Regions from separate parts of the Mus musculus genome. Here region 2 is linked to region 1. Evidence: chromatin loops called from intact Hi-C (ENCODE). Cell type or tissue: gastrocnemius. All regions are shown on one strand.

Evidence for each region. Hi-C counts contacts between places; a loop is a spot of excess contacts. Peaks named below come from ENCODE experiments on the same cell type or tissue, not always from the same donor. Only the 100,000 strongest peaks of a DNase experiment are listed, where the experiment ranks them.
Region 2: a loop joins it to region 1, with 2.3 times the contacts of the local background. A loop is called at or near these places in 9 of 42 quality-filtered maps.

Annotation. Positions count from the first base shown.
Region 1 is chr3:80,056,228-80,061,227 of GRCm38, reverse strand. No RefSeq gene overlaps it. Among named protein-coding and RNA genes, the nearest start is that of Gm36569, 170 kb to the right of the region's middle. In gastrocnemius, a CTCF peak has its summit at 2,264 (motif pointing right); a DNase peak (open chromatin) is centred at 2,272; H3K27ac peaks cover 563 bases.
Region 2 is chr3:79,968,403-79,973,402 of GRCm38, reverse strand. No RefSeq gene overlaps it. Among named protein-coding and RNA genes, the nearest start is that of Gm36569, 84 kb to the right of the region's middle. In gastrocnemius, no CTCF peak of the experiment used is centred here; a DNase peak (open chromatin) is centred at 3,121; H3K27ac peaks cover 2,133 bases.

The DNA.
Region 1 (5,000 bases):
GACAAAGTGCATGCTGGTGTTCCAGATGCAGGGATGCGAACGAAACTCAGAAGACATGTTTTGGAAAATCTTGGAGCACTTCTTAAGCACAGAAAGAAAGAAATGCGGGGAAAGTCTGCTATTTTTGCTTATAAGTCTTACAGACATCCTTGACATTTTAAAACATGGTTATAAATAGCCTTGATTAAAACGGTTTTAAAAAGAAAAGAGAGGTTATTACAAAGCAAAACATATAGCCAAGGACAAAATGGCCATTTTGGGTTTGGGGGGGTTGCTTTGGGGTGTTAGTTTGCTTGTGACCAGAGTCTCACAGTGTAGCCCTGGCTGTTATGCAACTCTGTAGATCAGGCGAGCTTGTAATGCAAGGAGACTATCCTGCCTCTGCCTCCCAAGGGTTGGAACTAAAGACATATGCCACTGTGATCAGCAGAATGACCAAGTCATTTTATTGACTTCATGATTGAATGCTGTGGTGAATGAAGAAACCTCAGCAGCAATCACATTGGAGAGACAGCAGAATTTTATGGGGGGGGGGGCATGGAACTGGTGTGCTAGAAACCCCACTGTCCAGGCCAGTGGGCAGAGGGCATGGTTTCTAAGCCTTATTCCATGAAGCCTGAAATACGGTAAGATTGCACTGGCTAATCTATGGCTCTACCTCTTAGCTTACTACACAGGCGTTTGAGTGCTTTGATCTCCCTCAGTGATAAGGAACTTTACAATTGTATTGATTTTGACAATAGACCAGGAAGCCACTGGAAATTCAGACCCAAGGGGAGCTGAAGAAGCAAGAAGAGCTGGAGGGAGAACCTGTAAAATGGGGCACATAGAGAGAACGCCTCTGAAGCAAAGACAGATGGTTGGAGAGATGGGCCAAAACTCTAGGAAATGCCCATTTTGGGAGGAAAGTCTAATGCTGGTTGCATGTGTTTCAAAAAGGAATGTGTGATGACTGCCAATTTTTCATGCATTATCTTTGTATACATGAATTCAGGGATAGCCCATGTCCCTAAACTGTCAGGCCCATGCACATAAATCACCAGAAAAATGTGATAGCAGGCACAATAAAACAACATGAAACTCTGAAGAATTCCATGTATGCATGCCTCCGCATTCACTAATGTACCATAAGTGCTGTGTCCTAGACCTTCCCATTCAGAACAATCAAGGAGGAATTTTATTTCTCACCTTTAGGAAAGTTCCAGGGATTGAAATCTTACCTTGGACCATGAATTTTCATGATAGGGTGGTGGCTGTCCAGCCGAGCACTCCATGTCTATAAGCCCAAGCTGCAATCCCAAGCAAAGCTAAGTGAAAATCACACTCCTGAGTCTGTCCAAACGCACTCTCTGTCACAAAAGCACACACTGTTCTGTTCCATTGATTTCTCGTGTACTGATTCATCAGTCATGGACACTCATTTACCAGAGGTAAGAAACCCTTTCCTAAATTGTACTCTTCTTCCCTTCTTTATGCTCCCCACTGTGGTTCATATGGACTATACTTATAGCTTATACTTGGAAGGCCTATCTACCATGCATCTGAGAGTGCTGTGCTACTGTATAATCTGTAAGGGTTTTTTTTTTCTATTTTTACCATCAAAATATGATACTGTTTTAAAGGCACTATTAATAAAAATAAATGAACCATGGGATAAGGGAAAAGATTTATAGAACCAGAAGTAGCAATATCAGCATTTTTCTATTTGTTATAGAAACACTGAAGCACATTGTCCTATGAACACACACAAACACACAGCGATGGGCATGGAGGTATATCCACAGACATATAGGCATATTTTATAAGAATTTCTCAACTTGACTTTGTGTGATGAATTCCTAATTTCTGATGCCATTTATTTTGAAATTTTTAACAACTATGTAAGAATAATCACAGTTTAGCTTGTTTTTAATTATTTTCTTTAGTAATAGTTAGACTCAATATGGTATAACTGAGCTTAAAGATATGGGAAAACTGTGACTACATTAAGTGTCTTATTTATTCTATCCCTGAAATACTATTCCAGATTATACCCCCATGACTCTTTCAATAACTTGAAATCATGTTTCTCTTTTTGACAATTTCATTGGTTCTGTTGAATGATTCTAAATTTCACACCTGGAGACAGTGGGATTAAGTAAAGCTAATGTTTTATATCTCTGCTTCAAGTCTGCAAATATTGATTTTTTTGTAATTATTTAATTTGGATAATGATTTAATTAATTACATATTACATAGGCTTGAACTGGGGAAGCCAGTCACTAGAGGGCAGCAAACCTCAGAGAAAAGACATGAATTCAAATGCTGATTCTTAATTCAAGGTAATAAAAAATACATCGCATGACCTAGAGAGGGCAAAGCACCTATGCTTTCCCAAGTGTCTCTGTATGTCATAAAGTCTCGGCTCTTGCAAAAACCTGAAGGAGAAACTTTTATCTTCTTTGAAAAAACTGTTAGTACAATTTAATTATCAATGAACAGTGAGCATCTTAAGTTATTCTTTAAATAGAACATCTATATAACAACACTTATGCTAGCTCAGCATGTTTAAGAGAGCATTGTGAAGTAGGTCACTGAGATTCTGTGGGATTTCTGCCTCTTTGGAGGGAGCAGATGTTCCTTATATCATCCTGAGAGTGGGAAAGACAGGAAGGAAGGGAGAAAAGGAAGGAAGGAAGGAAGGAAGGAAGGAAGGAAGGAAGGAAGGAAGGAAGGAAGGAACTACTTTTTAATCTCTAAAAATTTGAAGTTAATTTTTGAGTCTAAAAAACATGCAAATATTCGTAAAGAAAAAATTGTCTGTAGTGTATAATTTCAGTGACTGTCACTACTAATAGAAATTATTTTCAAATTTATTTATTGTTTCTAAGATAAACTAATAAGAGAATTTAAACATAGATCCCCTTTCCCTTTCAAACTGTTTCTGCTCACGTAACGCTATAATCATCATAACATTGATTAGTTAGAGTGCCCATCCTTTTCATATCGTTAGAGTAAGGTGAAGAAGTTGTATAGACTTTATTTATAAAAAAAAATACCCCTTCCTTTCCTTTGCAATTTAGAAATCCTTGTAAAAATGTGTTGGCAATTTAATTAGCATTTTATCAATATTTGTACTAGGGTGTTTCAAGACCCACGAAAACATGAATTTTTATGAGTTAATGTGAAAATAAAATCTACAAAGAAACAGCGTTACCATCTTCAGTCAAATGAAGTAGAGTGCTTTTCAACGACTTCTTTCTAATCCTGACCTTGGTTGTGTGACTTTGACTTTGCTTATTGCCGACTAAGTATCTTGGCAAAGTTCATTTTCTTGGATTGTAAAAAAAAGGGAGAAACAAAGAAGTCTTATCAAACAAGTATATGACTTTGAACTTTAAAATACCTGGTCCACTGGGAAATTGAAAAATATGAGAATTTTAGAATAAAGATTTTTTTCAATGTGATTGCAAGGTCCTCATTCATTTGCATAAGGGGAAAAATATATTCTTGAGAGTCTTCTCACTGAGAACATAAATTAGAATCCATGGACATGTGCAAAATGCACAAAATCCCACTTTGTTACTCCTGTAAGACTTTTGTACTTTAACCTAAGTGCTAATGACCCCCAAATCTATTTCCCAGTCCATATCCCCAACCCCCTCCATAACCAATTAGCTAACATTTCTACCAAGGTCCAGATTCTTGGAAGGATTTAAGGTCAAAGTATTCCAAGCTGAACTCATGGCTTTCTCATCTAAACCCACTCTCCATCCTGCATGCTTCCATTTTCCTAAGATGAACAATCAAAATCGTCCTTGCAACCACAGAGCCTTGGTGTTTCTACACTTAAGTAGTTTGAACCTTTTCTCTCATTTCTGATTAAATTGCCTATAGCCACTCCATTGGCCATCTATTTCCCCCAAAATGTTGTCTATATGATGAGAAAGTTGATTGTAGTACTGGTATTTCATGCCGTTGCTTTCTAAGCACAGTGAGTGCCCATTCAACTTCAGAAGTTCAGGTATCCACATGCTATGCAAGATTGCTCTTACTTCACCCAAAGAATGACCTTGATAAATATTTGCTAAGCCAAGAAGAATCTGATCAGTGAGCATTCCTGTGGTTAGGCAGGGTGTGAAGACAAGAAGTAGGGCTGTTCTGTATCAAAGCACATAAACTAAAAAATGTATCCACAGACATTTGTCAGTTTAATATATCTCTTTGTTTTAGCGAGAGATTGGAAAGAAGGCACGGTAAGCAATGCCCCTGGCACAGACTGATGAGGCAAAACATGAATCAAATATTTTCCAGAAGCAGCGTAGAAAGAGTGGAACCCAACTGAAGATTGTACCTTACCCCAGCAGCACAGCCCAAAGACACAGATCTATGCCTTTCTTCTCACATTTTTCTTTCAAACAACATTCAGCTTTAGGAAAGAAAAATCAAAACCTAAATCCTTGAGACTTTATAAACAGTGAATAGTCCTGGGCAGGCATTTCCTCTGAAGCAGGGAAAAAAAAAAGAAAAGAAATCCAGAGGCCTTTCATCTTCTATTTGTGCTGGACAAACTGTCAGAATCCGGAAAGGGCTTTCGTTTGTTCATTCAGACCTTCATGTGCCTGAGTGCCCAGAGTGAACATTCGCACGCAGAGCTAAAATGCTCACCAGGAAAAACAAGACAAAACAAAACAAAATACCGAACAGAAAAACTGGTGTTGACACACCGAGACAGCATGAGCATGGAAGAGACCTGGCAACCAGGAGAGCTGAGACCAATCAAGAATAGTGGCGAGCAGTGTGTGTACTTATGCTTGGTAATGGAACAGTAGGAGCTGGAGCGTCCTGGATTTTCAGGGGTTTGTCTGTCTGTCTGTCTTTCTGTCTGTCTGTTTGCTTGCTTGTTTTCTGACTTGATTGATTTACATTTGTTGCCAAGCAGTCATAATGTTAGACTAAGCTTCAGTTGGAAGTCTACGAAGGACTTTCTGTTGTGTTATACATTTCAAATATTTCCTCTG
Region 2 (5,000 bases), 88 kb after region 1:
AGAGAGAAGACAGAAAGAGAAATGAGCCTTAGATTTGACATTCGATTGTGATGAGGCTTTTCCTGGGAAGGTGTGAACAAATGTTATTCACACCACATAAAGCACCAATGACAGAATAAAGAAACAAGTCTTTTCAAGTATTGCTTAGTGAACCAACGAGTTTATTTGGGTGATTTGTGGGAGTGTGGGTAAGGAATTACTCTCATGAGCATAGACAACTCATAGACAGCTGTATCATCAAAATCATTTGCTTCAATTTGAGGAGGAAATAATTAGTCGACTTCCTGAGTTTGCTTCTATCAGGAGAGATGTCCTGCTCCATTGTCTATGAAAAATAACAGGGCAAAGGTTTCCTACCTGCTTTAGTATCCTAGGTTACCATAGTAAAATACTGCAACCCGGGTGCTTTAATACAAATCATACATGAACTCTCTAGTGGCAGAATAGCCTCAAATTCACTGTGCTGTCAGACTGATGACCTTGAACCTCTGGATCCTCTTGCCTCCACCTTCTGAACCCTAAGATTAGAGTCATTCATCACCATAACTGTGTTTTGTGGCACTGGAGACCAAAGCCAGGACACTGTTCAGGCTAGGCCAGCACTCTACCAACTGGGCTCCATCTCCAGACCCCCAAAAGAACACTGTCACACAGGATTAATGTCTACCCAAGGGACTCTTCTTAAGCACATTGAACCTACTCAGATCCTATTTCCAAACAGGATCACATCAGTGCCTTAAGAGTGTGCATTTTAAGCTGTCTTTGTGAAGAAACAAAATGATCTTTTCTATGAAGCCAGAATCATATAACTCTAACTTGCCATCTGCCATAGAGTTAAAACCACATTTCTTCTGCAACCTGGCTGTCTGTATATCTCAGTCTGTGTCTCTGGTTTCACACTGGAAACCATAACCTTGAGAACTAAATCCTTGATACAGACCAGGAAAAATTTCAGGTCAAGCATTGCCCATGGAAATGTGAAAGGTAGATAGATCCCTTTCTTCTTTGATTCCATTTCCACATTATTCACCACAGTGAAAAGTTTGGACCCGCTTTTCTTTTGTTTACCTGATTGTCCCAAGGGTCCATACATCAGACTGATCAGCTCCTTCTTGAATCAGCAGCTATTTGCCATCCTAAGTGTTGTGAGGCCACCAAAATATAATATATAATATTAATATAATATATGTGATACTAATAGAGGTAAACCAATTCAATCTTCCCTCTCTGCCAGCCAGGAACACTAATACCCACAGGGCTTAATTTTTTCTTATAGTTAAACCTATTGAAGACAAGGCCAGATAACCCCAAGTATCAGTTGGACCGCACCTGGTTGCACTTCTCAATTCAATATGATATTTATATTTCTCCAAAATACACATGAGGCAGTTTGTTTTGATTTGCATCCCTGTCCCTGATTATAACCACTGCAGAAGAAACAGTTCACAATTCCGCCTGCAACAAAGGAAGCCTCCTTTGTTATCACTCTGGTGCCAAGTACAATGTAGGAAGCATTTGCTCTCTGCCCTAGCTAGTAAATAAACTGATGAGAGAAGGTCCCGGCATCTTCCTTGCCCCAGAGAGCTACCTAAGCATCTCAGCTCTGCTTCCTCACTGCAGCCCTCCCGCATTTCAGCGTTTCAGTTGCCCACAGAAACCACTGAAGGCTTTGCTTGGGCAGCTGTCGGTGCCTCGCCCTGAATATTGAACAGACAGCTACACATAGAAGAATCACCGTCCTAATCAAATAATGTTTCATGCCCTTGAAACTTGGCAATAAAATTCAGATTGACTTTTTTGGAAGTTACGCCTTCTCCCTGCAATGCATATAACCTATTTCCCATTTTCATTTTCTGTACCATAAGAAATTCCAAGCACCATCCATGGCTTCATAATTGCAGGAATGCATTTTTATGAGGACTGTGATTAATTTTCCTCCATCTTTTTTTTTAATCAATGGGGAAACATTTTAGAGCATGAATCTCTGCATCACTGACTGCATTAAGCTGAGTATCCACAGTCAGTGAAAAGGATAAGCCATTCAGTGGAAGCAAAGTCTAGTTCCATTAATGGCAAAGCAATTGAATCAATCCTGTTTTGATCGAGTTGTGAAGCCAAACAGTTCTTAAGGATGTTTGAAAATATGAATTTTGATGAGAAGGATTAGACAACTAATACTGAAGAATAGAGTCAATCTTTATGAAGTAACTTGGATCTCCCAACTCGGATTTTTAACAGAAAATAAAATACAGATGTATTATCTTTCTGGAAATCACTAAATAATAGTTTTATTTCCACTTTTTTCAACCTTCCCAGTGACATAATGTAATACAACATTCAAATAAGAACTCTAAAATTAGGCGTCCTTTATTCAAGGACAGGCATTGTAATTGACTAGCTCTGTCCTTGGATAGGGTAACTTTTATAAAACCTCCTCAATTTTCTTGTCTACAAAACAGAAATATGCTGTAGTTCCTTCCTCCAATTATATTTTCACAGATGCACCAAGACCATAAATATAAGACAACTTGGTTAATAAATGCCCAAGTTCCCTCAGCTACTTGATCTTAGTGAGGGGAGTGGCCATACGTGGACCCTGTTGGAAGTGCAAAGGGAAGTTGTAAGCATGGCTACCCACACTAATCATATCTTTTCTTTTCCAGCAGCAGATATGGGCTACCACCTTATCTATCTTCCTGAAACAAGTCACATATAATGATAGTCGGGTAACACTGCACATATATACATGAGGTTACTAACATGAAGCTGTGAGAAAAAAAAAAAATGTTGCTCATGTCCTACAGTTATTTCTGTCACTAAACTACATGCTGACTGTTTTTGCTCTAGCCATCATTCAGAAATTTTACAAAACCTACCAGAGAGAGGGGAGAGGTGAAGTTGAGAATTCACGTACTTGCAAAAGGCAAATATGTAATTTATAAACATCTTTCCTGTCCACAAATACAGCAGATGTTTTTCATAATTTTCAACTGCAAAGGGTCTTCTAATTCCCATGAAGTCCTTTATAAGAGTCAATTACTTGCAACTGGATGAGAAACCTGTGCTCTGTTCTTGGCAGATAACCTTGGCACTGGCAACTGCGGAAGCAGATGCTGTCTGCACAGCTATCCAAAAGGAGTAAGGTATACTCCAAGGTCAGAGCTAGCTGAAAAACACCCCAATGAGGGAAAGTACAGAAATGACGGATAGACCACAGTGTTGGGAACCACTGCCTTAATGGCTGTATCTGCCACAGTGCAGCAGAGACAGGCACCAGAGGAAGCAGCAAGCTTTCAGAATCTGCCTCAATGAGATCTTCATTGCAAATTGCCAGATCCTATCCAGTCACTCTTAAGGTCCTCACAGTTCATTCCAGCTTGTGAAACACTTCAGATCTTACCATTTATATTTTTTAAAGATGTATTTATTTATTTTATGTATATGAGTACACCATTGCTCTCTTCAGACACCAGAAGAGGACATCAGATCCCATTACAGATGGTTGTGAGCCACCATGTGGTTGCTGGAAATTGAACTCAGGACCTCTGGAAGAACAGTCAGTGCTCTTAACTGCTGAGCCATCTCTCCAGCCCGATGTTTCTACTTTTCATTAAGAGCATATAATTTTGTAAATGATTAGTTAATCCAACTCTAGTCTGAAAAGCAAATAAGTAACCATGACACTCATGCAACAGTAAAAACCAACCCATCAAATATCAAAGGGCAGGAAGTCAGTGTGACGCTGCCTGTGCTGCTAGGGAAGAGGTCTCTGAAAGGGCTATCTCAACTCCCCAACAGAGTGTAAGAAGAGTCACGTGAGTGCTCCCACAATCCTCTCTTGCCCCTAGTTTTATGGTATACAATAATCTTCAGAAAAGAAGAAAAAAATGACAGAAAGGTTACCCAGAACCACTACTGAAAGCTGATCAAATGATTAATTTGCTCTAATTTAGATTAATTCTGCAGTAAAATGAGAAACTGTAATGATTTATTAAATGAGTAGATAAATGCTTTCTGACCCTATTGGGTGTGACTAAATAGTAATTTGACCTCTCATTAGGTCTTATTTGTCTGGCATGGTTCATGTCAGATCAGTTACAAAACACTCAGATGAAGGACTAGGGGTGTAGCTCAATGGTTGGTCATTTGCCTACCATGCATCAGGACCTGGGCTCAATCCTTAGCACCAAACTTTAAAAATAGAAATTCCCCCAGAACAATTCCCATGTTTTAGACCTGAATTAGCTTCTACCACTGACCAAAATACCTGAGAGCTACCCTGTAAAGAAAGAAGGCTTGTTTTTAATTTGCAGTTTCAGAGAGTCCAGTCTATTGTTAGTTGGTCCTATAGACTTTGGTAGAGCATTATGACAGAAGGAACTCAGGATGGATAAGAAATATTCATGGGCAACCAGGAGTGAAACAGGAGGCACATAGGGATAACATAGCTCCCATGGACCTTCCCCCCAGTGCCTTACTTCTTCTAGTTCGATCTCCTAAAGATACCAGCTCCTCCAAATTAGTGTCACCGACTAAGAACCAAGTGTTCCTATCATGAGCCTATGAGAGGCATTTCCTATTCAAACCATATTGTAAAGCTCAGTCTTCATGCTCAGATATGGAGGAGAGAACAGTATAACAAGGGGACCAAACAAACACATCAACTCACCAGAGGAAGCATGGTTTTTATCTTCTGCTAAAAAAGCTCAGAGAAACAAGTTTCTTCTCAGGGGTTTCAGGAGGCAGCTGTTCACGTTGGCTTCCAGTTGACAACGAGTCTACTTTTCACAGCTGGACCAAATGGTCTTAAGATTGGAGGTTGCTTCCAGCACACAGGCTGGAAAAACATAGAAAGATGGTAATAATTGCTTCACTTCTCCTTCCTCCAAATGAAAAAGATATGTTTTTTCCTCCAGAATCAGACTGAAGGTTGGGAAAAGTACAAATTCATATTATTTATACTTATACTGCTAACTATAAATACGTATAATAATAAAGTC